2 separate regions of the Homo sapiens genome follow, and region 1 is linked to region 2. Evidence: read pairs that join two places in POLR2A ChIA-PET (ENCODE). Cell type or tissue: Caco-2. All regions are shown on one strand. Links, peaks and the distances in the headings refer to the core of each region. The heading gives the core; the rest is flanking DNA. Region 1 overlaps RESF1 (retroelement silencing factor 1). Region 2 has its middle 73 kb from the start of BICD1.

The links. ChIA-PET counts read pairs that join two places held together with the same protein. Peaks named below come from ENCODE experiments on the same cell type or tissue, not always from the same donor. Only the 100,000 strongest peaks of a DNase experiment are listed, where the experiment ranks them.
Region 1: POLR2A ChIA-PET joins it to region 2 with 6 read pairs; 8 of 35 experiments call an interaction of 5 or more read pairs at or near these places.

The regions. Positions count from the first base shown.
Region 1 is chr12:31,972,326-31,977,708 of GRCh38, forward strand. The region is part of intron 3 of RESF1 (retroelement silencing factor 1); the gene reads left to right. Among named protein-coding and RNA genes, the nearest start is that of RESF1, 16 kb to the left of the region's middle. In Caco-2, for the core only: no CTCF peak of the experiment used is centred there; no DNase peak of the experiment used is centred there.
Region 2 is chr12:32,031,159-32,036,541 of GRCh38, forward strand. No RefSeq gene overlaps it. Among named protein-coding and RNA genes, the nearest start is that of BICD1, 73 kb to the right of the region's middle. In Caco-2, for the core only: no CTCF peak of the experiment used is centred there; DNase peaks (open chromatin) are centred at 2,569 and 3,113.

The DNA.
Region 1 (5,383 bases), core at 288-5,287, 59 kb before region 2:
GCTGGGCGCAGTGGCTCACGCCTGTAATCCCAGCACTTTGGGAGGCCGAGGTGGGTGGATCACGAGGTCAGGAGATCGAGACCATCCTGGCTAACATGGTGAAACCCTGTCTCTACTAAAAATACAAAAAATTAGCCAGGCGTGGTGGTGGGCACCGGTAGTTCCAGCTACTCAGGAGGCTGAGGCAGGAGAATGGCGTGAACCTGGGAGGCGGAGCTCGCAGTGAGCCAAGATGGTGCCACTGCACTCCAGCCTGGGTGACAGAGTGAGACTCCGTCTCAAAAAAAAAAAAAAAAAAAAGTGGGGGCAGTCTTGCAGGACTGAGCCCTAAACTGATGAGATCTGACACTATCTTCATATAGATAGTCTTGGAATTAAAATGAATTAGAGGACACCCACCTGGTGTGTACACTGCAGAACTGATTGCTTGTTATGTGGGGTGAGACACCCACACATCTGGTGTCAGAAGTGTGAGAAAGTTTATTCCTACATTCTCAGAATTGTTTATATAAAAATGTTATTTTTTATATAATTACATTTACCTCTAATGTTTTACTTTTTGTTTTTATGTCTCGTCTTTTTATTCCTTTCTTATTCCTTAGTGGGGTTTATTTTGCATAAATGAGTATTTTCTAATGTAGCATTTTAATTTCTCTTTGTTTTTTCTGTTTTTAATTTCTTTAACGATATTTTCACTGTATTTTTTGTAACTTCATGGAAGCACAAATTCTTTTTAAAAGTATTTTTTATATTAAACTATCAGTGATGGAGGCTGGCAGAGATCTTGGGGCGAGAATTTATTCTCTCAGAGAAATGGTAGTGATGGACCATGGAAACTTGTCTATGGTAATCTGTGTTAGAATATATTCTTGAAAGTTCTAAGAATACATTATATCCACAAGTAGATTATGCCATCCTAGAGACTGCAGCTGACCCTTGAACAATGTGAGTTTGACCCATGTGGATCCACATACACATGGATTTGACTTTTTTTTTTTTAAGAGATGAGGTCACTCTCTGTTGCCCAGGCTGGAGTGCAGTGTACAGTCATAGCACATTACAGCCTCAAACATCTGGGCTCAAACAGTCCTCCCATCTCTGCCTCCTGAGTATCTGGGACTGCATCCACACACTACCTTGTCTGGCTACACTTGGAGTTTCTTCTGCATCTGCCACTCTACTGCCACCCTAAGTCGTAATCCCTATGTTGTTCAAGGGTCGATTGTATTTTCCTTTCACAGTCTATTTGTGTAGCTAGTAGGCAATCTTCCAAAAACTTCAATTTAGGTCGTTCCGGAGTGCTTTTCGAGTTTTCAGTTTTCTTCTATGCCAGTGAAGGAGAGGGATGGAGGAAAAAAAAAAAACCAAATTAACATAAAGATAGTTTCCCTTCCTACCCATATGCTCTGTATTAATTGCTAGGGCTGTGTTTGAGATAGGAAAACCAAAACTTCTTCACACAACTGACCACTTCATCTCTGGTCACCAGAATGTATTTGGATTTCTTCCCATCCGCAAACTGTTTTCCAGCTGACAACAACTGGGTGTCCTACAATTCAATTACATGTTGGCATCATCTACCTGGAGAAAGCTTCAGATCCCACAGGTTGAGGACTCAGTCCCACAAGACTGCCCCTGACTTCGCCAGACCTGTACTTTTGACCAACCTGTTACAAAGAGGGGATTGTCAAGACTCCCTCCGTGGATTTGATTAATTTGCTAGAGCTCACAGAACTCAGGGAAATAGTTTACTTATTATAAAGCCTATTAGATGAAGAGCCAGGTGGAAGAGATGCATGGGGGAATGCATATGTGAGCGCTTCCATGCCCTCTCCAGGTGCTGCCCCACCCTACGGTCACCTCTATGTTACCAGACACTCCTGTTACTCAGGAGATTACAAAGGTCTCAGGAGCTCTGTGTCAGGAACCGGGTTCAAAGACCACGTATTAGTGCAAAAGATTGTATACCCCAATCTACAAGAGTTTTAGGTGCCCCGTGTCTGGAATCATGGGCAGAGACCAAGTATGTATTTCTTATCGTGGGCTACTATGACAGTAATGCCACAGACTGGGTGGAGAAATTTATTTCTCCCAGTTCCGGCGGCTAGAAGTCCAGGGTCAATATGTTTGATTTCTGTTCTCTTGAAGCTTCTCTCTCAGTGGCTTGCAGGTGACTGTCTTCTTGCTGTGTCCTAACGTGGTCCTTCCTCTGTGGGCCGACATCGCTGGTGTCCCTCTTCCTATGGGGGATACTAGTCGGATTAGAGCCCCACTCTAATGACCTCACTTAACCAATTATCTCCTTAAAGGCCCTATCTCCAAATACACTGAGGGTCAGGGCTTTCACTTATGAATTTTGGGGAGGGTACAATTCAGTTCATGAGACTCTCTCCTCCAAGTTGACGTAAAAGCCAGGGGACAGTGAGGGGGACGGGCAGTTATGAAGCATCATTAATTCTCCTTAGAAGTGCTGCTTTTCTTCTGTCAGTGAACACTGTGACCCATTCTGCTTCCAACCTTGTGGACTAGTCAAAGTAGTGAGAGGAACAGAGTCCTAACGCCTGAGAGTTGTAAAATGAGTGTCAGCATGTGGTGGCTGCCTTTTTTTTTTTTTTTTAACGGATAGACTTTATTTTCTAGAAGAGTTTTAGGTTTAAAGAAAATTGAGGTCAGGCATGGTGGTTCACGCCTGTAATCCCAGCACTTTGGGAGGCCAAGGCAGGCAGATCATGAGGTCAGGAGTTTGAGACCATCTTGGCCAACATGGTGAAACCCCATCTCTAGCAAAAATATAAAAAATGAGTCAGGCATGGTGGCGCGCGCCTGTAGTCCCAGCTACTCGGGAGGCTGAGGCAGGAGAATTGCTTGAACCCGGGAGGTGGAGGTTGCAGATCGTGCCACTGCACTCCAGCCTGGGCGACAGAGCGAGACTCCATCTGAAAAAAAAAGAAAAAGAAAACTGAGCTTATAGTACAGAGCATTCCCATATAAGAGCTTTATAGGAACCTCCCATCTCCAAAACTCTAAGGTTCCACTATTAGCAACTTGGATTAGTCATACTGATATGTTATTATTAAAGTCCATCACTAACATTAGAGTTTACTCTGTATCCAATGGGTCTTACGGGTTTTGATAAATGCTTAATAGTATGCATCTACTATTATAAGAGAGCTTTAAAAAATAACTTTATGAAATCAAAACATACCTAAGAAAGGGTACAAATGGTAAGTGTATAATGCAGTGGATTATGTAGGGAACACACTTGTGTGTAAGTATCACCCTGGTCAAAAGCAGTCTTCATGCTACTTAACTACCAATTGCTATTCCATCACACTTTGTAAAAAGTACCACTACAGTCCCTAGATGGTTGGTTTTGTCTGTGTTTCAATCTTTATATAAATGGAATCATGGATTATTCTTTAATCTCTGGCCTTTTTCACTCAGTCTTGTGTTTGTTAGATTCATGTTGCATATAGCCTTTTATTTTTGTTACTATAGTGTTTCATTAATATGAATACATTTCTATTTTGTTTGTTTCCAGTTTTTGCTTACTGCACCTAATGCTGCTGGCAGTGTTATAATTATGCATTTCTGTTTGGTACATACCTAGGAATGAAACTTCTAGGTCTCAGGGCTTGCATTTATTAACCCTTGGTAGATGATGCCATACGTCTTTCCAAAGTGTTGGTTACTTTAAGGATCATGATATACTCCTATCACCATTGTAGGAGAGTTCCATTTGTTCCATTTTCTTGCCAACATGTGGTATTGAGAGTTGAAAAAATTCTAGCCATTGTGTATAGTATTACCACCTTATGGTTTTCATTTACATTTCTGATATTCATAATGGATTTAGCACTTACCAAAAATTTTGCCATTTAAATATAGTTGACCATTGAATAACATAGGAATTAGGATAACTGACTCTTGTGCAGTAAAAAAAATCCACATTTAACTTTTGACTCCGCCAAAACTTGATTAACAATAGCATGCTGTTCAGTGGAAGCCTTAACAGTAACATTAAACAGTTGATAAACACATATTTTGTATGTTACATGTATTATATGCTGTATTCTTAGAATAAGCTTGAGAAAAGGAAATTTTATTAAGAAAATCATAAGGGATTGGGTGCGGCGGATCACAAGGTCAGGAGTTCGAGACCAGCCTGGCCAACATGGTGAAACCCTGTCTCTACTAAAAATACAAAATTAGCCTGGCATGGTGGTGGGACCCTGTAATCCCTGCTGCTCGGGAGGCTGAGACAGGAGAATCACTTGAACCCAGGAGGCAGAGGTTGCAGTGAGCCGAGATCGCACCACTGCACTCCAGTCTGGGTGACAGAGCGAGACTCCATCTCAAAAAAAAACCAAAATCATAAGAGAATATATTTACTATTCATTAAGTGGAAATGGATCATCATAAAGGTGTTTATCCTCATCACATTTATCTTAACTAGGCGGAGGAGGAGGGAAGAGAAGGGGTTGGTCTTGCTGTCTCCAGGGTAGCATAGACAAAAGAAAATCCACGTATAAGTGGACCCACGCACTTCAAAGCCACGTTCAAGGATCAACTGTAGTGTCTCATACAGTGTTTAATTAAGCTTCATGCTTATTTTTTATTGAGTTGTCTACATTTTTCTTTTTACGTAATTCCCTATATAGGCTGGATATGATCTCTTTGCTATGTATTGCGAATATAATCTTCTAGAGAGTGACTTTACTTTTTCACTTCCTTAATGGTGTTTTTTGATAAACAGTGGTGATTAATTTTGATGCAGTCCGTTTTATGGACCTTTTTTCTTATTGTTCATTGTGCCCTGTTATAGGAACCTTCCCCTATCCCGAGGGCATAAAGATATTCTCATGTTTTTTTGAGATGGAGTTTCGCTTTTGTTGCCCAGGCTTGAGTGCGGTGGTGCGACCTCGGCTCACTGCAACCTCCGCCTCCCTGGTTCAAGGGATTGTCCTACCTCAGCCTCACGAGTAGCTGGGATTACAGGTGTGTGCCACCACATCCGGCTAATTTTTGCATTTTTAGTAGAGACGGGGGCTTCACCATCCATGTTGGTCAGGTTGGTCTCAAACTTCTGACCTCAGGTGATCTGCCCGCCTCGGCCTCCCAAAGTGCTGGGATTTACAGGCGTGGGCCACCATGCCTGGCCTGTTTCTGGAAACTTTAAAACGATAATCTACCTGGGATTGATTTGTTTGTATATGTCTCTTGCTGTGTAATTGGATAAGGCTTATTTTCATTCGTGGCATATAGATAACCAATTGACCTAGCTTCATGTATTGAAAAGAACTTTTTTCCTAACTTTGTCATAAAACAAGTGTCTATATATAAAAGTGTGTGTATGTCTTCGCTATTCATGCTTGTTTTGCAT
Region 2 (5,383 bases), core at 58-5,057:
GACACACACCCTGAGAAAGGATTTGAAAGCAAGTATTAATAATTCACTGGGAGGTGATCTCAGGAAACACTGGTGGAGGACTGGCGACGTGAGATAAGGATGGAAGGGAAAAGCAGTTAAGAAAAGGGTGAGCTATCAATCCAGCTGCCACTGTGAGCAACTGTAGCTGCATCTTGCTGCAGAACCCTGGGACTCAGTGTAGAGAGCATGACCCAGACTTACCCACAGGATGAGTGAGGGAGCTGGTTATGAACTGCTGGGGGAGTGTTACAGTTCAGGCTGCCAGAGCAAACCTTGTCATGGAAATCAGCCGGGCATACACTACAGAGTCAGAAGTAGGGATGGAGGCACTGAAGATGGCAGGCACAAACACAGTGCAAAATTTTCATCATCAACTCTATGTTTTATATACTTTGAAAGATTTAGATAACTGGCATCAACTTATTTATCAGAGAAGAGTTGAAGAGTGAGACCATTTAGGAGGCTTGAGATAGTCCAGGTAGCAGCTTAGACTTGATTGTATGGAAATAAAGACCACCTACAGGAGAACAAATAAAGGCTATCTAATCAGAGCTTGCTATATAGCAAGAGAGAGAGCCACCATCATGTGCATTTGGTAAAAAGTCAAAGTCAAGCAGAGGACTGCGAAAACTTGATAGTGGAAAAAGCAAAAAGTTTCAGGTCTACCCTGATTGGACGCTGTCGACCTGGAGAAGCTGTAGGCAGCTAACTAGAAGAGGCGCATCCTATGGGATTGGTTAGGGGTGCATATTTGGCTTTCTCCTGTGGGTCCTAAATTGGAAGCTGGGACAGAAATGAGAGAAGCTGGCAGTTACTTGAGACAGGGTCTCACTCTGTTACCCTGGCTGGAGTTGCAGTGGCACGATCATGGCTCACTGTATCCTCAGCCTCCCAGGCTCATGCAGTCCTCCCACCTCAACCTCCCAAGTTGCTGGGACTACAGGCATTTGCCACCAAGCCTGGCTAATTTTATTTTTAATTTTTTGTAGAGATGAGATCTCACTGTGTTGCCCAGGCTGGTCTCAAACTCCTGGGGTCAAGAAATCCTCCTGCCTCAGCCTCCTAAAGTGCTGGGGTTATAGTCATGAGTCCCGTGACAGGCAAAGCTGGCAGCTATCAGGGCATACTTGAAACCTTCTCTTTTTCCACTATAAAAATTTCCCACTCCTCTGCCTGCCTTTGAGTCTTTGCCAAAACACAAGTGACTGTGACTGACGCTCTTGCTGTAGCAGGCTCTGGATAAATAGCCTTTGATTGTTCTCTTTCGGTTGGTCTTTGTTTATGTCCATAGATCAAACCATTTTTACTTGCATCTTCTTGCTCCTGTCATATACTTGTTTTGTGCCAGCCGTATGAAACTTCTCACTTTCCTTCAAATCAGCTTGCCAGTCCCTAGAATGTGCAAGCTGCTCATGTTGCTCATGTTGTATGTGTCCTGTATCTAGAAAACCCTTTTACTGCTTCTCCAGCTGACGGAAAAAATCCTACTCGCTTTACTCCAAAGGCCAGCTCAAGTATCACCTCATCTGTGAAGCATTTCCTAACTCTTCCAGGGAGAATTAATTGAGCCCTACTTCTGAGATCCTATTACACTTTACTCATGCTGGTAGCAGGACCCGATTGCAGTCATAGCTTTCAGGCAGTGTCTGCATCACCTGAGGAAATGTCAACTCCTTTAGGGTAGGGGGCCTTCATATTGCTCCTGACTCTTAGAAGATGCTCAGTAAATGTTTGTGAAATGAAGTTGAATAAAATCCTTACTCTCAAAACTCATTTTTGCTATATTCTATACAACCAAAGGTAAATGGGAGGATTGGTAGAAGTTTTCCTTGGACCGGCAAACCTTTCCCTTGTCCCATTTTAAAAAAACATAAACCGAGGCGGGCAGATCACGAGGTCAGGAGATTGAGACCATCCTGGCTAACACGGTGAAATCCCTTCTCTACTAAAAATACAAAAAAATTGGCCGGGCATGGTGGCGGGTGCCTGCAGTCTCAGCTACTCGGGAGGCTGAGGCAGGAGAATGGCATGAACCCAGGGGACGGACCTTGCAGTAAGCAGAGATGCGCCACTGCACTCCAGCCTCGGTGACAGAGACAGACTCTGTCTCAAAAAAAAAAAAAAAAACAAAAACCATAAACAGGGTATTGTTAATAGTGTTATCAAAATTAGCTGGGATGGGTTTGGTAGACTTGCACTTTGCACTTCTAGCTTCTATCATGGTCTCATTTGGTGGTGTGTGAGGCACTTGTGCTGTGAGCTCTCTCTCTCTCACTCTCACTCTATTTTTTAGAGATAGGGTTTCACTATATTGCCAAGGCTAGCCTTGAAGTCCTGGGCTGAAGTGATCTTCCTGCCTTAGCCTCCCAAGTACCTGGGACTACAGGCATGCGGCACTGTGCCAGGTTCAGGTTCATTTCAAATGGAAAAGACAATCTTTCTTCCCTTCCCAATCCTTGCCAGACCTCATTTAACTAATAGCTTCCTTTTCAAGGACTGCAGGCAGAGGCAGAGTGCTTGCTGTTACATGAAGTGTGCTCCAGTGCTGGTGGCTTGGGACAATGAATTCATGCAGATCTCAGGCGATGGCAGGAGAAGTATTGGATGCTCCTGATCAGTTGGTACATCTGTATATGAAATACAGGAGGAAACAGGCCGGGCAGTCCTGCCCGCTGTACAGAGAAAGTGGTCGACACAGCAGGGGAATTTAAAGATCACCTCTAACCATCTCAGTTCTTAAGTGGCATCTTTAGTTGGGCCTAGGAATTAAATTGACAAAGGCAGATTAACAGAAGAAAAGCACACAAGTTTTATTAATTTTTACCTGTACAAAGGGACACTTACAAGAGAGTGAACACCTGAGGAAATGGCCAAAGCGGAAAGCTTTTCTACTTTTTAGATAAAGAATGGTAAATCTGTGAAGAAAGGACTGGACAAAGGGATCCAGGTTGGGGACAGTAAATTCTAGGGGAGTCACTAGGAGATTTATGGGGGGATGTAAACCTAGTGGAAGATAAGGATTTATTAAGTAAGTTTATCTGTACAGGTCCAGCTCAGTGGCAGTTCCCAGTCCCTGGAGATAAGGGTTATTTTCTTGCCCTGGTACCGGAAAGGCCTCCTCCTCAAAGGAATTTTTATGACTTGCTACATGTAGGAAAGGACAGGTCAGAGAGCCCTTTCTGCAATTACAGTCTCTCAAGTACTTTCAGCTTGAAATAATCAGTACATCACATCAGCCAATTTTGGGGTGGCTCATCCTTAACTCCTGCAACACTTTTGCTTAGTGGTTTTATCATTATATATTGTATAAATATATATATATAGTATACATCTATAACCATTTATTTATTATACTTACATTAATTTTTTTCCTATAGACTCTTCCAGCAAGAATAAGGTTTTTTTTTGTTTTTGTTTTGAGAGGGAGTCTTGCTCTGTCACCCAGGCTGGAGTGCAGCAGCATGATCTCAGCTCACTGCAACCTCCGCCTAGCGGGTTCAAGCGACTCTCCTACCTCAGCCTCCCAAGTAGCTGGGACTACAAGCACCCACCACCATGCCCGGCTAATTTTTTGTAGTTTTAGTAGAGACGGGGTTTCATCATGTTGGCCAGGCTGGTCTCGAACTCCTGACCTCCGGTGATCCGCCTGCCTCAGCCTCCCAAAGTGCTGGGATTACAGGCATGAGCCACCCCGCCCGGCTGCAATAATATTTTTTTTAAGGTTTTTTTTTTTTGCCTTTTTGTAGGGTTTTTATTTATTTATTTTGGTGGGTTTTTTTTCCTTTCTTTTTCTTTTCTTTTCTTTTCTTTTTTTTTTTTTTTTAAGACAGGGACTTGCTCTGTTGCCCAGGCTGGAGTGCAGTGGTGCAATCACAGCTCACTGCAGCCTTGACCTCCTGGGCTCAAGTGATTCTCCTACTTCAGCTTCCTGCGTAGCTGGGACCCCAGGTGCTCACAACCATGCCCAGCTAACTTTTATTTTTTGTAGAGATGAGGTCTTACTTTGCTGCCCAGGCTGGTCTCAAACTCCTGAGCTCAAGCGATCCTCCAGCCTCAGCCTCCCAAAGTGCTGGGATTACAGGTGTGAGCCACTGTGCCCAGACACAAAAGTTCTTAAAGAAGGAAAAATTAGGCTGGGCACAGTGGCTCACGCCTGTAATCCCAGCACTTTGGGAGTCCGAGGCAGGCAGATCACAAGGTCAGGAGTTCGAGACCACCCTGGCCAATATAGTGAAACCCCAACTCTACTAAAAATAAAAATAAAAAAAATTAGCCAGGCATGGTGGCACATGCCTATAATCCCGCTACTCGGGAGGCTGAGGCAGGAGAATCACTTGAACCTAGGAGGTGGAGGTTGCAGTGAGCTGAGATCACACCACTGCACTCCAGCCTGGGCGACAGAGTGAGACTCTGTCTCAAAAAAATAATAAAAATAAAAATAAATTAGCTGGGTGTGGTGGCCTGTGCCTGTAGTCCCAGCTACGTGGGGGGCTGAGGCAGAGAATTGCTTGAACCCGGGAGGCAGAGGTTGCAGCAGCTGAGATCGAGCCACTGCACTCTAGCCTGGGTGACAGAGCGAGACTCCATCTCAAAAAAAAAAAAAAGAAAGAAAAAGAAAAATTAAGTCTGAACTTTGAGTTTCTCAAGGAAGCTAATGATGCATGTATAAATTGCACAAAATATTTATCAACATTTACCATCCCCGGTGAAGGCTGTAGTAATATCATTGACTACATGAAAAAATAGAAGACACAAATTTGCTGAAGAAGAATCAGTGTCTACTTCAAATGATAATAATTCTTTTAAGCAGATCGTGCCTGAAAATGACAAGGTAACATATGCAGATGCAGAGGTGAATTTCCTTATCACTCTGTGAAGTACGCATCCCATTTAGGGCAAATGACAGCCTTTTTAAGTTAATTTTGCTCTTTTTTTTTTTTTTTTTTTTTTTTTTTTAGATGGAGTCTCGCGCTCTGTCGCCCAGGCTGGAATGCAGTGGTGCAATCTTGGCTCACTGCAACCTCCACCTCCCAGGTTGGAGCAATTCTTCTGCCTCAGCCTCCCGAGTTGCTGGGATTACAGGTGCCTGTCATCACGCCCGGCTAATTTTTGTATTTTTAGTAGAGACGAGATTTCACCATCTTGGCCAGGCTGGTCTTGAACTCCTGACCTCAAGTGATCCACCTGCCGTGGCCTCCCAAAGTGCTGGGATTACAGGCATGAGCCACCGTGCCTGGCCAAGAAAATTCTTAAGTTTCAAACCACTTGTGGTTTTGTTTTCTTTTTGGATGTTTTAGTTAGCTATGGATAAAATCTCCACAAGGTGTCCCTAAGCTACAGATATGAAAATGTCCTGCTCAGA